2 separate regions of the Mus musculus genome follow, and region 2 is linked to region 1. The links are chromatin loops, found by intact Hi-C in ENCODE. Cell type or tissue: heart. All regions are shown on one strand. Each heading gives the region's core, and the rest is flanking DNA. Links, peaks and the distances in the headings are about the cores only. Region 1 holds the start of Smpdl3b (sphingomyelin phosphodiesterase, acid-like 3B). Region 2 has its middle 19 kb from the start of Ppp1r8.

Region 1 (4,390 bases), core at 307-4,306:
ACTACGGGGTTGCAGACAGGCGTTGTGTCCCTCAAGCTTCTTGTGAAATGAATATGGTGGTAACAGTACCCAGTCTCCTGGGAACATCCAGGTGTGGTGTGGGCCGGTGGTGCTGGCTACTAAGGAGGTTCTTGGAGGCTCACTTGAGCTCAGAGGTTCAAGGTAAACCTGAGCAACACAGGGAGCTCCCTGAGATTCAATAACCTGCACAGCCAGGTGGCCCAGCAGTGAAGGAACTGCCACCAAGTCTGATGACCTGAGTTTCATCCCTAGGACCCATGAGTCACGCACGAGGTGGAAGGAGAGAACTATCTCCTCCAAGCAAGTTCTCCTCTGATCTCCGCACAGTGTGTGTGTAGGCATGATATATATGTGTGTGTGTGTGTGTGTGTGTGTGTGTGTGTATATATATATGATCAAGACTTTTATTTTTTTCATTTTCAAATAAGTTTTAAAGAGACAGTTTTCCAAGAACCTAATGCCAAGTCTAGGGTCACTGAAAGTGCTCAACAATTGTTAATTGCCTCTGGCCTTCCTTAGTGGGCTACTCCGGCAAAGTGCCGGATTATACACGGAGCACAGCTGGACAGCCTGCTTCAGGCCAGACTCAGCAGCTGTGTAACCCTGGGCTAGTTACTCTCTCAAGGTCAGTTTTTCTGGGTAAAACGGACATTAAAGATACTTCACAAGCTAAGCTGTTGCGATGATATTATGTAAAATATATCATGTGCACAGGGGTTGGAGAGATAGCTCAGTGGTTAAGTGCACTGGCTGCTTTCACAGAGGACCCAGGTTCAATTCCCCAGCACCAACAACTGTCTTTAACTCCAGACCCAGAGAATCTGATGGCCTCTTCTGGCCTCCATGGGGCAGCAGGCACACATGTGCATACATGCAGGCAAAACACTCACACAGGTAAAAACAATAAACTTTCTTAGGCAGTGGCTTACAGATCTTCTGGACTACATCTACCTCCTATTTCTGAGTTGTAATTCAAAAAGCAAGTGTAACTTTTGACTGGTGTGATAGCGCAAATCTTCAATCCCAACACTTGAGAGACAGAAGCTAGTGGATCTTTGAGTACAAAGCCAGATTGATCTACATTGTAAGTTCTAGGCTAGCCAGGGCTACACAGTTAGACCATTATCTCAAGGGAAAAAAAAAAACCCCTTCAAGGTCACCTTGGAATACTATGCCTTTAAAAATCAAAAACAAAACCTGGATTACTGTGATTATCGTGTCATCCCAGCTGAGGGAATGTTTCTTCCTTTAAGTCCTGATTTTTTTTTTTCCTGGTTTCTTTCTGTCTTCCTGGTTCCTACACTCATCCAGGGTACAGAGATGGGCTTCTAACTAATGCTTTTGTGTTTATGTTTGTTTGAGGTTTGGTTTTGTTTTCTTTTACATTTATCTATTGGGTGGACAGACACCACAGAAGACAAATTGCAGAAATAAGATTTTCTCCTTCCACCGTATGGGTTTGGGGAACTGGACCTCTCGGTGGCAATGTTTTGTGTTTCTTTTCTGGAGTCCCAGAGATGGAACGCGCTCATTTGAACAACCACTGTACCTCAGAGCCTTCTATCTGAGTGTCCTGATTGAGTTCGCGAATCTTCCCGACCACCGGCTCCCTCTCAGTGTCTAGCTTTCATGTACTAGATCCTTGTCCCCCTGGCAAAGTCTGTGTCCTGCCCCTGGCACTTAAAATCCTCTTGAGCACTTTTTGGTTTGGTTTTGCTTTTGGAACAATGTTTCATGCATCCTAGACTGCCGTTGAACTCTGTCTCCCAACTGAGCTACACACACAAACAGCCTTGATGGCTAAGTCTCTGCGCTTCAACCTCTAATCTACTTTCCTTTTAAAGCCACGATCTGTGAACGGTTCCCGGCAGCACAGACCCCAGCCCCAGTTCCTAGAACGAAACAAAAATCAAGCAGGTTTCCCCCGCAGCCCTACCTAGTTGAGCCCCTGCGACTCCCCAGGGGGCCAGGAATATCAGCCACCCGAGCAGCGTCATCCTCTGGATCCCCCCACGGCGGGCGGCCGAAGCTCCTCCAAGTCCGTCTGCGCCGCGGGTTCCCACCTTGTGGCCAGCCACGTGTCTGGGCAGAACTACTCGTTTGGCTGCTTCCAGTGTTCCAAGTTATCCTTGGCGGATGGCTGCTCTTGCTTTTCCCTCTCTTGCCCAGCAGGGCGTGCGCTTGATTGGAGGAGGGACGCACCAGTGAGCGCTGGAATAGCTTGTAGGTCTCTGTGGAAACCGCATCTGTGTTGCAAGGTGCTGTGTTGGAGTTCCCCGACTTTTCGAAAGAAATTCATAAGTACTTAGGAGCAAAATGATAGGATCTTCGAGGTACGCTTTAAAGTTTTCTAGTCGAATTGAAGGCATTTCGGTTCAGTCAGCCTCCAGAAAATGCAGGAAGCACCATCGACTTACTGTCTTCTCCTTGCAGAGCTGCAACACGGATGGATGAATGAATTAGCTACCTGTGGCAACCAAAGAGCCTTAAAAGCTAGCCTTAAAACCAGATGTGCAAGCCCTCTCTCAAGGATAGCCCTGGCACTCTTGAGGCAGGAGGATTAGGAGTTCAAGGCCATCCTAGGCTACTTTGATGACTTTGGGGCCAGTCTGGGCTACCTGAAACGATATTACAAACAAACAACAAACAGAGTTATTTGCTGATCGTGCCAGGAGATGAGGACTACTAGAAACTGGGCAAAAGGGAGATAAGATGGTGTTGTCCCCCTGAACATGCCTTGAGAGCCTGAGGGCTGAATCACTCCTTAGCAAGTTACCTAACCTGAGAAGACAGAGAGAGCTGTGACTCAAGTCTGAGGAAGGCGATGAGAGGTTTCTGGAAGGAGATGACATAAACTTACTCCCTTTGTTTTGATTTTTTTTTTCCCTTGCAGTTAGGGATGGTTTGGGCTTTGTCTTTTTGTGGTTTATTTATTTCTATTTGTTCTTTTTGTTTTTTTGCTCCTGTTGTTGTCCGTACAGGGATGAAACCCAGATCTTCACTCAAGCAAGGCAAACTGTCTAGCTCACCGCCACACTCCCACGCCTAACCAGCTTGAACTTGATGAACACAGGAGAAAACAGGTTGTGTGGGAGGTGGGAGAGGAGCGTTAGTGAGGCAGGAGGAAGAGTGGAGGGGGAAGAGTTTTGCAAAGAGTGATGGGGGCTTCTGAGGCTCTGAAGCAGGCAGGAGCCAGGCTGTGCTTAGATGTTTGAGCTGGGAGCTTTGGGAAGCCAAGAAGAGGATCAGAGGCAAAGTTGAGGCTGGAGAGATGGCTCAGCAGTTAAGAACACTGGCTGCTCTTGCAGAGGACTCAGGTTTGGTTTCCATCAACTACATAGAGGGTAAAGGCGGTCTTTAACTCCAGTTCCAGGGCATTCAGTGCCACTACACACACAGTGCCATAGTGCATGCATATATATATATATTATATATGCATGCATATATATGTGTGTGTGTATGTATATATATGCATATATATATATGGAAAATACTCATATATATAAAACATGATTTTTTTCTTTTCTTCTTCTTTTCCTTTTTTAAAGACAGGGTTTCTCTGTAGCAGGGTGACTGTCCTGAAACTCGATCCATAGACCAGGCTGGCCTGGAAATCACAGAGATCTGCCTGCCTTTGCCTCCTGAGTACCCTGAGTGCTGGGATTGCCTCCTGTGCACCATCACGCCCAGCCTAAATAAATCTTTTTTTTTTAATTTATTTTTATTTTATGTGCATTGGTGTTTTGCCTGAATGTATGTCTGTGTGAGGGTGGCTGATCCTCTGGAACAGGGGTTACCAACAGTTGTGAGCTGCTGTTTGGATGCTGTGAATTGAACCTGGGTCCTTTGGATGAGTACCCAGGGCTCTTAACAACCGTGGAGCCATCTCTCCAGCATCCCCTCCTCCTCCTTCTCCTCCTCCTCCTCCTTCTCCTTCTTTCTTCTTATTTATTTATTTTATTTTATTTTATTTTTTATATGTAAGTACATTGTAGCTGTCTTCAGACACTCCAGAAGAGGGAGTCAGATCTCGTTACGGATGGTTGTGAGCCACCATATGGTTGCTGGGATTTGAACGCTGGACCTTCGGAAGAGCAGTCGGGTGCTCTAACCCACTGAGCCATCTCACCAGCCCCTTCTTATTTATTTATTTATTTATTTCTCCAGACACACCAGAAGAGGGCATTGGATCCCATTACAGATGGTTGTGAGCCACCATGTGGTTGCTGGGAATTGAACTCAGGACCTTTGAAAGAGCAGTCAGTGCTCTTAACCACTGAGCCATCTCTCCAGCCCAATAAATCTTAAAAAAGAGAAGAAAAAACAGACAGCCCAATTTGCATCTCCGAAGGATGAACACGGGAAGAAA
Region 2 (4,390 bases), core at 80-4,079, 67 kb after region 1:
ACCTGGAGGGCACAGCGGAGCAAAGAAGTGGACAGGAACTGAGGTAGCTGCTAAGGACTTAAGAGTCAAGGCACTACCCCCCCCCCCTTTGGATTTTCGAGACAGGGTTTCTCTGTGTAGCCCTGGCTGTCCTGGAACTCACTCTGTAGACCAGGCTGACGTTAAACTCAGAAATCCACCTGCCTCTGCCTCCCAAGTGCTGGGATTAAAGGCATGCACCACCACTGCCCGGCTTTTTATTTTTAGAGTCAAGACAATTTTGCTTTGTTTTCCTGCATTGTAGGATTAATGCCCACCCTTTTTGAGATGGGATTTTATGTAGCTTAGGCTGGCCTGGAGTTTACTTCATAGCCCAGGATTGCTTTGAACTCCCTCTCCTCCTTCAGATTTATTTATTATGTACACAGTGTTCTGACTGCATATATCCCTGCATGACAGAAAAGGGTGCCAGATCTCATTACAGATGGTTGTGAGCCACTATGTGGTTGCTGGGACTTGAACTCAGGACCTCTGGGAGAGCAGTCAGTGCATCTTAAATTCTGAGCATCTCTCCATCTCTGAACTCCTGATTCTTCTATCCTCACTCCCCAAAAGCTAGCATTGAAGTTATGTGCTACCGGGGCTGGAGAGATGGCTCAGGGGTTAAGAGCACTGGCTGCTCTTCCAGAGGTCCTGAGTTCAATTCCCAGCAACCACATGGTGGCTCACAACCATCTAGAATGAGATCTGATGTCATTTTCTACCATGTAGGCATACACGCAAATAGAGCACTCACATACATAAATACGTCTTAAAAAAAAAAAAAAAAAGGTACGTGCTCCAACGTCCGGTGTATGTGGTGCCGGGAAATGGAGCTCCATACATCCTAAGCAACCTCTCCAGCAACTAAACTACATTCCCAGGTTCCCACAGACAATAATAATGTTGCTGTAGATGAACCAGAAAAAAAAAAGGGAGGCATGGATGTCAGCACTGCATGTGTCAACAGCAGGTTAGAGCAGAAGCCTCCAACAGAGCCACTGCAGTGGGCAAGGTGTGACAAGGAGTACCTGGAGAGCCTTTTGAGGGTGGTTTTAAACATCTCACCTGCCCCTCCTGGCAGTACCCTTGTCCCAGCGGAGAGCATTCCAAACCCACACCTGACCCAAGCGTGGATTCAGTACTTGAAAGCTTCACCCACCACCAAAAGGCCCAGAGATGGAGACAGATGGGTAGGCAATGGCTACGAGAAAAAAAATTTTAAAAACCGCCGCCGGAGAGATGGCTCAGCAGTTAAGAGCACTTCTGTTCTTCCAAACACCTGTACCTCCAGCTCTAAGGAATCTATTGCCCTCTTCTGGCCTCTGGAGGCACTGCACTTGTGTACACATAACACTTTCTCCACCATAGACACAACCAAGAGGCTAATCATCATCATCATCATCATCATCATCATGAAGGGAACAAAAAATCCTAGACTGTCTCCTGTCCTGGGAATACAAAGGGCAGTGGTGGCAGCGGCAATAGCCAGGAACTGCCTGTGCTGTGGTAGCTATCATCGTGAGCCGTGTGCACTAACCCTTGAGTTCTGTAAAGTGGAGGCAGTCCTCCCTTGGGGCTGCTGGAGACAATGCACAGAAAGCATTCTCTGCAGGGTGCTCAACAGTGAGTCCTTCCCTTCCCTCCTTCCAATGTCCTGGCCTAGCAATTGCCTTAGGAAATTGTATGCTTGCAGAGTGGCTCCAATGGTAAACACAGAGCCCCTCCTGCTGGTGATAGCTGGAACTGCACCCAGCCCCAGTACAGCTAGCTCCCTTTAGGACACAGGCCACTAGACCTTCCCACCCATTACATGCCAGGGCTCACATCCATTGTGTCATGTCATTGCTTCTGCAGAATGAAGTGGCCTCTCCTCCACTTCTTGGCGACAGCAAGTGTCACCCACTTTGGAAGAATTTACAGCTACATTGTTCCTTCTACCTCTGCCAGAAAGAATATAAAATATTCTCTTTTCATTTTTCTAAATAGTTGGACTAATAACTAAATTTGCTAGACAGACAGATGTGGGGAGGACCTAGCACATCTGCCTGTCTCTTACTTGGGAGAGACTCCCCCAGACCAGGGCCAGCCTTACCTGTCATCAGGGTCTCATTCTAGCACAAGTAGTCACTGTCCCACCAGAAATCCCTAGGAGGAAGGTGAGTGTGGGTGAGGTGACATGTGTACACCCTTTTCTGCGTCTTCCTGAATACCTGAGAATGCCTTTTGTACTCTTTAGGAACACTTTTTGAGCTGGACGGTGGTGGCGCATGCCTTTGATCCCAGCACTTGGGAGGCCGATCTCTTGAGTTCGAGGCCTCCCTGGTCTACAGAGCAAGTTTGAGGCCAGCTAGGGCTACAGAGAATCCCTGTCTTGAAAAACAAACAAGCGAGCAAAAAAACCCAAAAAACAAAAAAATATTTTTGAGACACTGTTTTAGCTTTGGGGAATCTAGAACATATTATGTAGATCAGGCTGGCCTTGAACTCTTTAGAGATCTGCCTGCCTCTGCCTCCCAAGTATATATGTATGTGTGTATATTTGCTTGTACATGTGTGCCTGAATGTTTATAGCAGTTGGAGGTCAGAGGACAGCTGTGTGCAGTAGATTTCAGGGATTGAAATCCCACCAGCAGGTGTGGGCAGCAGTGCGCTACCCACTGAGCTCCCCAGTCCTCCTTTTTGAGGCAGTCTTGCTATGTAGCCCCAGTTGGCCTGGAACTTGCAATCTTCCCAACTCAGACCCCCAGGTTGAAATTTCAGGTGTGAGCCACCGCATCCAGCTGAAGTTTTCAAGTAGCAGGGAGGAGAGACCCTTTGTGTGGTAGCCTCTGCTCCCCTCCAGCGACTGACTATACCATTGTTTATGTTCCCCTCTTGATGGCTCCTCGCAGTGGTTCCTCTACCTGGAAAGCCTTGGTCCTCCTCTTCCGGGTACAATTCTTCAGTGCTCGGCTAGAGCGTCATCCGGAAACCATGTTGACCTTCTATGTCTCGATGGGCTTCCGAGCTCTATCATAGCCTTCCAGTTAGACAGTTTAGCATGGCCACTTCTTTCTGGCTCATCTAAAACAAGGTCTCACCTATCCCAGGCTAGACCTTAGACTCATGACATTGGATAGGCTGGGGCTTGTGACCCTCCTGCCTCCACCTCTCAAGTGCTGGGATTACAGGCATGTATCATCCACCCAGCTGTGTTTTAAGTACTTTTTGAGGGTGTGTGCATTCCCGTGGGGTATGTGCACATATTCCTCCATTACTCTCCAACTGGTTTTCTGAGAGTCTCTCACTGAGCATCCAATTTTTGGATCTGGCTTGACAGGATAGCCAACGAGCTCTGGGTGGGGGTGGGGGTGGGGTCCCTGCCTCCCACACTCCCTCCCAATGCTAGGGGTCATCTGCCTATGACATAGTTGAGGACAAGGAATTTGGACTCAGACTCATGTACTTATGGTGCCAGGCACTTTACTGAGACAACTCCTGGATCCTTTTTCAAAATTTTTATGTGTATGTATGGGTGCTCTTGCAGTCAAGGCTTTTGATTTCCTGGAATTACAATTAGGTTGTAACTGTACTGGGAACAGAATTGAGCTTCTCTGCAAGAACAGCAGGCACTTTTAACCGAAGACATTCCTTTAGCCAAACCCACTAGTTTTTATTCTATTCATTTTTGAGACAGTTTCTGTGTAACTCCGCGACTGTCCTCGGTAGACCAGGCTGACTCTAGGATCGCTCCGCCTCTGCCTCCTGAGTAGTTTTAAAGGCACTGGATATTTTAAACTCCAGAACAGGAGAGAAAACTGAGACGAAGCCAGGCACAGGAGAGCATCAGCAATAGACAATTTAGAGGACCTCCCTCGCACAAGCAGCTACAGACCTGAACTCAGATGTCACTTCCCCATGGCGCTCACAGACAGGTTAATGTGAGTCCAAGTCTCCTTAGCAAAGTGGATGTGCTGTGAATGGCGCCACAGGATCTCAGTGGGTCACTGCAGATCTTCATGAGAGGACTTGCCTGTGTAAACTGGCGAAGCCAATCTTTTGTGCTATGGTTACACATCTCCATTCTTTAGAAGTTGGGTTTGTTGTTGAGGGTTTGTGTTGCCCAGGCTGGCCCTGAACTCTTCACGAAACTAAGGATGACAATGAGCCCCTGGTCCTTCTGTCCTCAACCCACAAATGCTGAGTCCACCTGTGCGACTGAAACTTGGTCCCTTTCTAGAAAGCCTTGTGTCTCTGCACAGTGAATCAGACTCCAGGACACACCAGCCTTAATGTCTCGCACACCTCAGAAGGGGCAACCTCCTCAAACACTAACCTTGGGGTCTCAGGACGGGGATTAGAATCGCTAATGATAATTTTTGTATTCTTT

What was found. Hi-C counts contacts between places; a loop is a spot of excess contacts. Peaks named below come from ENCODE experiments on the same cell type or tissue, not always from the same donor. Only the 100,000 strongest peaks of a DNase experiment are listed, where the experiment ranks them.
Region 2: it touches region 1 in a loop (4-fold over the local background); 1 of 42 quality-filtered maps calls a loop at or near these places.

The regions. Positions count from the first base shown.
Region 1 is chr4:132,755,028-132,759,417 of GRCm38, forward strand. Smpdl3b (sphingomyelin phosphodiesterase, acid-like 3B) reads right to left here and starts at 2,144. Exons shown (of 8, transcript NM_133888.2): 1 at 1,958-2,144. The coding sequence starts at 2,018. In heart, for the core only: a CTCF peak has its summit at 2,182; a DNase peak (open chromatin) is centred at 2,074; H3K4me3 peaks cover 1,111 bases; H3K27ac peaks cover 740 bases; H3K27me3 peaks cover 873 bases.
Region 2 is chr4:132,822,428-132,826,817 of GRCm38, forward strand. No RefSeq gene overlaps it. Among named protein-coding and RNA genes, the nearest start is that of Ppp1r8, 19 kb to the right of the region's middle. In heart, for the core only: CTCF peaks have their summits at 1,332 (motif pointing left) and 1,751; DNase peaks (open chromatin) are centred at 1,334 and 1,754.